Regions from separate parts of the Homo sapiens genome. Here region 1 is linked to region 2. The links are chromatin contacts, found by Hi-C or POLR2A ChIA-PET in ENCODE. All regions are on one chromosome and are shown on one strand. The core of a region is the stretch at or near the end of the contact, and the rest is flanking DNA. Distances in the headings are between cores, read along the strand shown. Region 1 has its middle 110 kb from the start of RREB1. Region 2 overlaps LOC101928004 (a long non-coding RNA gene).

Region 1 (4,986 bases), core at 1,657-4,156, 250 kb before region 2:
TGCTAACACCTTTATTTTGGACTTACAGTCTCTAGAACTTTGAGTTGATAAACTTCTGTTAAGCCCCCCAGTCTATGAATTTGTAATGCAGTCTGACATTTGCAATGCACTAGCAAAGTAATGCACTCTTCTCATTCCATGCTCTTCTCCGAGAGCACTTCAGTGGTTGCCCATGGTATTGCTTTCTTCAGCTATTCTCTCACCCAAATGTTTAACACCTTTCTAAAATATTTCTTTTTAGTACTGGTAACAGGCAAAAGACGTTAAGGAAAAAATAAATACTCCATTTAATTTTAAGACTTAAAATTAAGTTTAGTTTTAGTTTACTTTCTTTTTTTTGACACTGAAAATGCAAATACTCTTTCTGAAACAATGTATTTGACAAATTTTCTCAGCGATTTTATTGGTGTCCTGCTGTCGAGGAGAATAACCTAGGGTCATTTATTCCTCAGTCCAGTCCCAGAGTTTCTATGGCCTGGGAAATTTGTGTCAAACTCTGCCTATAACAGAGACTGTGCTCCTTTCCCTCCCTCCCTCCCTCCCTCCCTTCCTCCCTTCCTCCTTCCCTCCCTTCCTTTTTTCACAGAGTTTCTCTCTTGTTGCCCAGGCTGGAGTGCAATGGCACAATCTCAGCTCACCCCAACCTCCACCTCCTGGGTTCAAGTGATTCTCCTGCCTCAGTCTCCCAAATAGCTGGGATTACAGGCATGTGCCACCACGCCCACCTAATTTTTGTATTTTTAGTAGAGATGGGGTTTCTCCATGTTGGTCAGGCTGGTCTCAAACTCCCGACCTCAGGTGATCTGCCCGCCTCGGCCTCCCAAAGTGTTGGGATTACAAGCGTGAGCCACCGCGCCTGGCCAGAATGTGCTCTTTTCCTTCAGCCTAAGTATTCCGCACATTTGGGAGCCCTGTCCAAAGGGCTGCCACGGCACCACGGTGGCTGCTTCTGTGGAGCAGCTGCTGAGGCATCCTACTTCTCCTTTGGGTCTTTTGAGGTCCACCCTTTGTTTGTGTCTTTGGTCAGTGCTGACCATGCAGAAGCCACGTCAGAGAGAGCCTGGCTACCCCGAGGGGTGGTGCTGGCTTGTGACCACCACACTCTTAAGGGTTATCCTCAGCTTTCTAGGACCTGAAGCATAATGTTGTCCACTCACCCAGAACTCTTCCAGCTGCGCAGCTTTTGCTAACAAAACTTTTCAGGGAAGGATCATCAGCCTGCATGTCAAGAGCTGCGTATCTTCCCAGGGACTGGGGAACCCATGTTCCCAGCACCAGTGCTGCTTAGTGAGGGGGGAGTCAGAATAGAGGGAGCTGAACCCCAGGACCACAGCTGCCCCTCGAAACCATGAAGTCCTCAGGAGGCTTGCTGAATTGAAGCTGCCATACCCCATGCAGACGGCCTCCATCTGTTGCCAAAGCTCTTTCAGACAGGTTCAAATACAGTTAATTCAGCTACACCTTTCCCTAGATTAACTGTAGAGTTAACTATATGAAATTGCCATATTTGTGGGTCAAAAACAGTCCAATATTACAACTTCATGTAGTTCCACCTAGTAGTTTTCTTTTAAAACTTTCTTTTTTTTATTTTTTTTTGAGATGGGTTATACTCTGTCACCCAGGCTAGGATGCCATGGCGAGATCAGGGCTCAATGTAGCCTCGACCTCCTAGGCTTAAGTGATCCTTCCACCTGAGCCTCACAAGGTGCTGGGATTACAAGCATGAGCCACTATGCTCAGCCGCTTTTAAAATTTTCTTTTTCTTTTTTTTTGAAACAGAGTCTCACTCTGTTGCCCAGGCTGGAGTGCAGTGGCACGATCTTGGCTCACTGCAACCTCTGTGTCCCAGGTTCAAGTGATTCTCATGTATCAGGCTCCCTAGCAGCTGGGATTACAGGCACACACCACCATGCCTGGCTAATTTCTGTATTTTTAGTAGACATGGGGTTTTGCCGTGTTGGCCAGGCTGATCTCGATCTCCTGACATCAACTGATCTGCCCACCTCAGCCTCCCAAAGTGCTGGGATTACACGCGTGAGCCACCATGCTCGGCTCTTTTTCAATTTTCAATTTTCAATTTTAAACTTCTAAAAAGCAAAAGGTTGCAAAAACAGTGTTAAGAGGTCCCATGCACTCATCACTCAGCTTCTGCAATGGTGACATCTTATGTAGTATTATATGCTGATCAAAACCAGGAAATTGGTATTGGCATCATACAGCTAATTAGTTTACAGATCTTGCAATGAACTGGTTTACAGGCTTTGCTTAGATTTTTACCAGCCTAATGGCTTTTGGGGGCTACCTCCTAGTGACTTCCACACTGACACTAAACAATCTTTTACAGTCTATTTATTTTACAGATAACAGATCACTTATTTTGTTTTTAAGTTTTTGCAAATATTATGTTCTCAAGATAAAAATTCAAATGATATAATTTTGTATAAAATAGAACACGAGAGCTTCCCTCCTCTCTTTTCTCTCTCTCTGTAGAAGTAGCTACCATTGGAAAGCTGATGTAAATCTATCTTTGCTTTTTCCTATGGATACACACACACAAATACATATGCAATTTCTTTTACAAAAACAATCATATTTTATAAACGTTCTCTTAATATGTTATGAACAAATTAATTGCAATAGTACCACGATTTTTGTTTATTACCATTTTCTTTTATTTGTTTCACTGAGTGAAAGATCAAGTTCTGAGAGTGATTTACTCTGCCCTGGCAAGTGAGTCTTGAGTGCTCTCCTTTAATCCGGCCTCCACGCTGCAGATGACAGTGTCTTCCTGGCAGGATATTCTGTCTCTTTGTCATTTCAGATTCCCAAATTGATTGCATCATTCTCCACCAGAGCCCGAATTTCTGCTATGACCTCTGCAGCTTCTGGGCTGCTCTGCTCCACTCCACTCACTCACTCTCTCCATCGCGGTCAGCCAGGTTTGCTGACCCATCTATGAGCTTCTTTGAAACTCAGCACATTTATGATTTAGGATTTCTCATCTGTCAGACCTGCATCTCTCCCAAGATTGTTTAACTTGGGACACGGTTATTAAATCTCTGTGGACTTCTGTTTTCTCATCCGTAAAAGGATCACCTACAGGGCTACAGGCTCTAGAGCAGGGGGAGGCACAGTTTTTCTGTAAAGGTCCAGGGAAGCAGGCCAGGTGCAGTGGCTCACACCTGTAATCCCAGTACTTTAGGAGGCCGAGGCAAGAGGATCACTTGAGACCAGGGGTTTGGGGCCAGCCTGGGTAATATAGTGAGATCCCATTTCTACTTAAAGAAAAAAAATTAAAAGGTCCAGGGAAGCAAACACTTTAGACTTTGCCAGCCATATGGTTTTTGTTGCAGCCAATCAGCTCTGTCATCGTGGTGCAAGAGTAGCCACACACGATAGGTAAATAAATAGACAGGGCCGCATTCCAACAAAACTTTACATGTGGACACTGAAATCTGAATTTCATATTGTTTTAACGCACCACAAATTCTTCTTCTTTTTCTCAACTGTTTAAAAATGTAAAGAATGTTTTTGACTCACAGGTGGTACAAAAACAAAGGTGGTGGGCAGGACTTAGCCCATGGGCTGTAATTTGCCAACCCCCTGGTCTAGGAGGAAGCACCTAGGCTTTGGGGTCAGATAAACTAGGATTTCAGTAGCTTTTGTTATCTATCTTTTGTCACCTGCTAACTGTGTGACCTTGAGCAGGTTATATAAGCCTCTTAAACTTCAGATCTGGAAGGGTTGCTATAAGCATTAGAGATAACCTATGTAAAGTCTGTGACACGCAGAGGGCACTCAGTAAGTGCGAGTTCCTTTTCCACGTGCTTGAGGATATTTCCAAGACTAGAATTCAGTAACCCAGAGCACAAAGTCCATTTCCATTGTAAAGCGTTTTGGGGTGAAGATGACTGAGAGGTGTGTTACACTGGTTTAAACATACTCTGCAGATTCTTTGGCTTAATTGCAAGTGTACACATGTGTGCATAGAGATTTTATGTTTACGCACAGATCCCATGCCCCTCCATGGCGACAGGGAGCAAGTGACCTCTCACAAGGGGTCCTGAATTTTAGATTGTACAGGAGATGCCTCCAATTTAGTAATTTCTTACTCTTTTATAACTTTATAGCAATTTGTGGCATGCTTCTTAAATCAAGAAGTTTCAACAAAATAAAAAAAATCAATATGCATTATATATTCTATAAAAGAGACACTTCAGTAACTCAAAAAGTCTATGTTCTTCAAGTGCCCCGCCACAAAGGGTTATAGCCCTTGGATGAAGCATCTTTCTAGTCCTCTTCTGAACTTACCCACTTTCCTGTTCAGACAGGCCCCATGCTGGGACATTTCAACCCACTGTAGAATTTAAAGTGACTTACATGTTGTCGTAGTCCATTTTGTGCGGCTATAACAGAATGCCTGAGACTCAGTAATTTATAAAGAAGAGACATTTATTTCTCAGTTCTGGAGGCTGGGAAGTCCAAGATCAAGGCTCCAGCATCTGGCAAGGGCTGCTCTCTGCTGCCAAGATGGCACTTGCTGTGTCCTCTGGAGGAGAGGGACCTGTGTCCTCACATAGCAGAAGAGCAGGAAGGAATGAACCCACTACTGAAAGCCCATTTTGAAAGGGAACTAATTCATTCATGAGGGCAGAGCCCTTGTGACCTGAAGATCTCTTCAGAGGCTCCACCTCCCAACACTGCTGCATTGGGGATTAAGTTTCCCACGTATGAATTTTGGGAAACACATTCATAACATAGCACATATATTATTTCATTCGACACCTAGAACTGGTTTTATTAGTATCTTTTTGTGTGATGGAACAGGCTCAGAGAGGTTAAAATGATTACCAACAGCACACAGCTGTAGGAGGAACTAGAATGCAGACCCTGGATTCCTGGTCTAGTCCTCTGGCCAATGTGTGGCCTTCTTCCAACACCACTTCTAAATATTATATTTGGTCCATTTCACCTCTTTATTATCTA
Region 2 (5,270 bases), core at 1,134-3,633:
TCCTTCCTTATTCCTCCCTTTTAAGTGTATTTCATGGGCCTCTCTGTAAGGTGGCTATCTGTTGTGAAGTCTGAGGGGACTGGGTCCCCTCCCATCCCCCAGCCCCTGCTCTCTGGGAAGTCTGCTGGGTGTGCTGGGCCGGCTCCTGGACAAGCTGAAGCCGAGGACTGCAGCAACTCTTCCCATCATCACCCTGGCTGCTGTGGGGAAGCTGGCAGTTTTCTGGAAGACTGCTTGCTTGGAATGCTTAGCATCCTCCCAGGCTTCTGACTCTCCACTGGGGATGCAGAAGGTCTGCATTGCAGTTTAATCCACTACTGAGAATTCCTGTGCTTCTAGAAACCATCCTCTCACCTCCGAGGGACTCCATCTTGTCAGCTGCCCAGAGGAGACAAAACGGAACACTGCCCCATGGCTCAGTGCTTTGCACAGTTGTCAGCTCCTTGGCTGGCAAGCATCAGATTGATTAAAAGGAGGTTTTCTCAGACATAATCCTGCCCACTAGCCAGCCAAACATGTATGCAAAATGAATGGCAGTACTGGGAGGGGCTCTGTCCAGCCACCCTGGACATGGGTGTGAGTGTGCATGTGGGGTGTGGGTGTGTGCATTGTGAAAGTAAAAAGGGTGTGGGGTACAGAAAGAAATGGTCTTGTTTTCGATTCTATCATCGTTTTACGACCTCTGGCTCCATTTCCTCCTCTGGAGTTAAGGGAGCGAACTGTCGCCAGCCAGTCCCAGCCCTGTGATCTCTGCGCTGGTTTGTGTAGGCGGCTCCAGAGACACAGATGCAAGACTTGCGTGTCTCAAACTTGAAAAGGAACAAATTGCTGGGGGAGGGGGAGGGGGAGGGGAAAGGGTGTGGCTGCCTGCACACCCATCTGCCCCTCCTGAAACACTGCCACCCTTGAATGCATATCCAGGAGCTCCTTGGAATCTCAAAATACATCACGTATATTAGGATTTAGCTCCCTGCTCCCCACTGCACACTCACACCCTGCTGCACTGTGAGGATGGGCAGGCTGGTGTCACTCTCATTTTAAAAAACGTGGGTTTGTTCAGCGGCATGGGCTCTGAGGAGACCCTTGGGATGTGTGGATACCAGCTTTGGTAAAACCAGTGAGCAGGTGGCTGGAGGGACACTGTGGCCCCTCCTCTGGGCAGTACAAAGGCCTCCTCCCAGGCCCAGCTCCAGAACCAGGCTCTGTGCCTTGTCTACCTGCTGCCTGGCCTCAGGCCTTCCTCCTCCTCTGAGGGCCCTGGCATCCTAGAAGGCTGGGCTGCCTCTTCTGCCTGCCCTCCTGCTCCCTGTTCAGGCTTCCTACAAACACCTTCTCAACTCCAGAGGCTGCAATTAGCATTTTACAGCAGACAATCCAAGGCTAACACAGATAATGTCATGGACAGCACTGCTTTTATTCCCCTCTGGGATTAATGTCCTATGAATAAACATTCCACAAAGCCTATATTCATAGAAACGCTTATGATGTGGAATTGGAGCCAAATGGTGCCTATGGACAGCCTGGGACAAGGGAGCGTGGAGAGAAGGTGGGCTCAGGGGGAGAGGGGAAGCTGGGGGCTGCTTGCTCAGTGATTTGGAAGCTGCTGCATTGGTACAGTGCCATCAGTCTTCGTAGGCAGGACTTCAGACCAGGCAGGACAGGAGACCAAGCAGGGAGCTCAGGGAACCATGTCAGTCTCCACAGTGGAGTCTGGACTCCGGAGCTCTCGCCACGGTGTCCCACAAGCAACAGAAGAGACTCGGGGGTGGCAGGGTGAGGGAAGTAACACCTATGAGCTGATCCGTTCAGCGGAGAACTGGAGGTGGGCTCATTTGATATTGCGATTGCTCAACATCAAATCCCTTCAGGAGCTGCCATGTGCTTGCTTGACTGATTACATTTTTGTTTTTGAAAATAAAAAAATCTGTAGTATAGACAGCAAAATGTTAAAGCTGATGAGTGGGTACTTGGGCCTTTGATCTATTATTTCTGCATATTTCTACGTATTTAAATTATTTCATAATTTTATATATATATATATATATATATTTATTTATTTAAAAAGGAGGAACTGGATATTCTTTATTTCATTTGGCAGAAGCTGTTTTGGGAAGTCCGTCTTACCCATGCACTTTCCCTTCCCACCTGCTTTGTGAAGGTTCCAGACAGGGCCAGGAACACTGCGTTCCTTGACCGGCAAGGTTTTGTATCCCTGCTCCCCCCTCCCCCTGCACCTCTGCAGAGGAGCAGCACAATTCCAGCTTTGGCATACCCGGGAACCCCGGTGCTGGCCTCGCTGCACCCTCACAGCTCAGCTAATTCCAAGACGTGCAGGCAGCGCACTGCCTCTGTCTCTGCTGTAAACAACCAGCATGAATCATCGCGGAAGTCAGTAGTCATCTCTCCCCCGTTTGCAAAGACTGGGGAACTGCAGCATCACAGGGTGACCCGCTGGAAGCCACAGAGGGAAGATAACCTGGAGGGAAAACTAGAGCTGAAAAGCTGCAGCTGGGATTGAAGGCTGGAGGCTGGAGCAGTGAGCCCTTCTGTTCTGAGTAGGGCTGGGCTCTCCCAGCAAAGGGCCTGTGTCACCAGCAGCGACCGCTCAGGGGAGCCTTGGTCGCTGAATGGCTCTTTGGGTGGTGTGGTCTCCCTCTGGCCAGACCTACAGAGTGGCCCTCCAGCACCCAGCCTTGCTGAGTCCCTGCAGGCCTGCTCTGAGGGAAGGGGCTGATAGTTCAGACGTTCAGAGAAGGTGCCTGGTGGCTCCGGAACTGGTAAGACTATGTTCCAATGCTCGCAGCTGCTAGGAGTTACCAGGAGGACGTGATCAGGAGAAGCACTTGGCTTGAGCAGAAGGCATGGTTTCTAGGAGACTGGAATTGTTTCTTGGACCCCACCTCTACTTCTGTCTTTCCTGGACATTTTGCATCCAGAGTATGCTCTTATAATGTGACCATCATTTTGCTAAACTGTTTGGAATAAATTATACCCGGAATAAAATCTAAGTGCCTAGGGTCCTCTCAGAGAGTTCCCTTGGGTCTGATTTTATGAGAAACCACTTGCTATAGCCTCAGAAGCAGTTAAGACCCCCCAAATATTTTCAAACCAGTGTAAGTGGCTTGGATTTTTAAAAAGTGCTCCTTTTACAGAGAAATTGTAATTTTGTTGTTGAATTATACATTTTTAAGTCAAGACTTGAAGTATAGTTACTACATCATCATATATAAAATGTTTTCTTTGGGTATGGCTGCTGCAGCCCTTAGAAACCAACGTCATCACTGAGAGTGTCACAGACTTTAACAGTCCAGCCTTCTGTTCCGCCAGGGCACTTGAGGATCTGTTCTATTTGCTGCTTTAAAATAACAGCCCTCCCTTATTCTGAGGAGAGGCAAGGATCCATCGGCCTGGACTATTTATCAGTGGTTTCTGAAGACAGGAGAATGTTTATTTTGTGAGAACATTTGTCCTACCTTAATTTGCAAGGGACTTAAAAAGTAGCCACCATGAAACACAATAGTAAATATTTGATTCTTGTGAAACAGGTTAATGTTTGTGATGGAATTTCTTCTACATCAGAGCACCTTAAAAATCATTTTCCAATGGTCCCAATTTTTGTGTTTTCAGAGCCCTTGGACAGGAGGCGTTGCAGGTGCCGGGCATTGGAGGGACCTCACGCTCCGCGTTTCCTTCCCTAGCAGAGCTCAAACGACCTGCTGCCGCATCGGGCATTGTTCTCTCCCTCCTCACCCAGAGGAAAGTCCCCATGGCCCATTTTCTGAGCTGTGCTTTTCCACTCTTTCGTAATCTATTATTGTGACCTTGAGATGCAGAGAGAGAAGGCTTTGGCAGGACGCACTGCCTTTGGAACCAGAGCTGCTGCTATCTGTGCCCTGGACCACATGCTCCATGGCCATGGCCGTGCCAGTCCTACTGGTTCCTCTGCAACCGCCACCCAAGTCAGCGCCTGCAGGAGCGTGGACACTGAGAGGACTGGGACAGCGAGGAAAGTGTGCTTACAGAAGGGCCGTGTGTGTGTGTGTGTGTGTGTGTGTGTGTGTGTGTGTTAGAGATGCACAGAGGTACAGACACAGGAAAGAAAGAGACCAAGAGAATCTGCCTTTAAAGTAGACTTCAAGTTATTTGTTTCTAGGACTGTACCTGATAGATTTGATTCTCACCAAACTCAGTTGCAAAAACTCTATCCAGGGAAAGGAATCTGCAAGCCGGAGGCACGGAGCCGTGGGGACTCAGGGGCAGGAGGACTGTGGTCACCCTTGGGTCCCCACACTCGTGTCCCCGTTCCCTGCAGCCCCGTTCTTCTCTCTGTCTTCACCCTGCTTTGCGTGGGCAGATGCTCCTGCCAAAGCTTACTTCATCAGATGAAATGAAGGGGAATCTGATTTGCCACTAATTGGACTTAGTGTAGGCAATTAGGGTTAAGCTGCGATGAGGGAACCACCAGACGCTGGGATTTTCATCACAGTCCTGAGAAATTCTTCCAGAATTTAAGTGGTTGCAAATCACGATATTAGTTTACAGTGGCAATATTTTAAATCAGTTTAAAACAGGATATTGGCCGCCTGGAAATAGCCAGCTCAGGCATTGCCGTTATATAGATATAAATGTACATAATGTGTGTATGTGCATATATGTGTCTATACACAGACATATACACATATATACACACATATACACATACACTGTACACTTCTATATTTTTATATATACACCATATATATAAAAAGATAGTCAGTGGTGAGACTATATATGCATATCTCTCGCCAGGTGAACAAGGGCATTTAACAGGCACACAGGGTGTTTCCCTTTTCCTTTTCTCAGTTGCCTCATCTTCAATTCCTGTCTGGAATCAATCATTCACAGATAATGAGGCTAGAGCAACAGTTCCTGGGCCGTCTATCTCCTCCCGTGAAAGGAGTTTTCACTCTGCATGGGGCTTGCAGTATTTTAAGCCATCACCTCATCAGCACTTGTGGCGATGCTTCTGCCATGCCGCTGTTCAAATCTTAGAGCCTGCCCTGCAAGCAGAAGCATCCATTTCACCTACTGGTGCATTCAGTCATTTCATCCTTCACTTAGTATCCAACAAACACTTACTGATTGCTTGCTCTCCGGACAGCCCTGTGGACACCACCAATGGGGTGGGAGATGCATGTGTTATGTGTGACTGCATACGTGTGGTATGTGCGTATCTTCATGTGTCTCTGTGTATGTGTGTGCTATGTGAGTAAGCATGTGTATGTGTGTGT

What was found. A loop is a pair of places that touch in the nucleus more often than their neighbours do. ChIA-PET counts read pairs that join two places held with the same protein, here RNA polymerase II (POLR2A).
Region 1: a map of heart left ventricle shows a loop between it and region 2 (2.4-fold over the local background). The contact joins two enhancer-like sites. A Hi-C loop is called at or near these places in 1 of 168 maps with a recorded cell type or tissue (heart left ventricle). POLR2A ChIA-PET finds 5 or more read pairs at or near these places in 6 of 52 experiments (A549, H1, MCF 10A and 3 more).

The regions. Positions count from the first base shown.
Region 1 is chr6:6,996,196-7,001,181 of GRCh38, reverse strand. No RefSeq gene overlaps it. Among named protein-coding and RNA genes, the nearest start is that of RREB1, 110 kb to the left of the region's middle. Within about 2 kb of position 2,906, at least 2 of the 41 ENCODE cell types and tissues checked have a DNase peak (open chromatin) inside an H3K27ac peak, as active enhancers do.
Region 2 is chr6:6,747,281-6,752,550 of GRCh38, reverse strand. All of the region lies in intron 2 of LOC101928004 (a long non-coding RNA gene), which reads left to right. It overlaps LOC105374901 (a long non-coding RNA gene), which reads left to right. Exons shown (of 2, transcript NR_187807.1): 2 at 26-645. Among named protein-coding and RNA genes, the nearest start is that of LY86-AS1, 130 kb to the right of the region's middle. RefSeq lists enhancers at 684-1,301, 1,922-2,539. Within about 2 kb of position 2,383, at least 27 of the 41 ENCODE cell types and tissues checked have a DNase peak (open chromatin) inside an H3K27ac peak, as active enhancers do.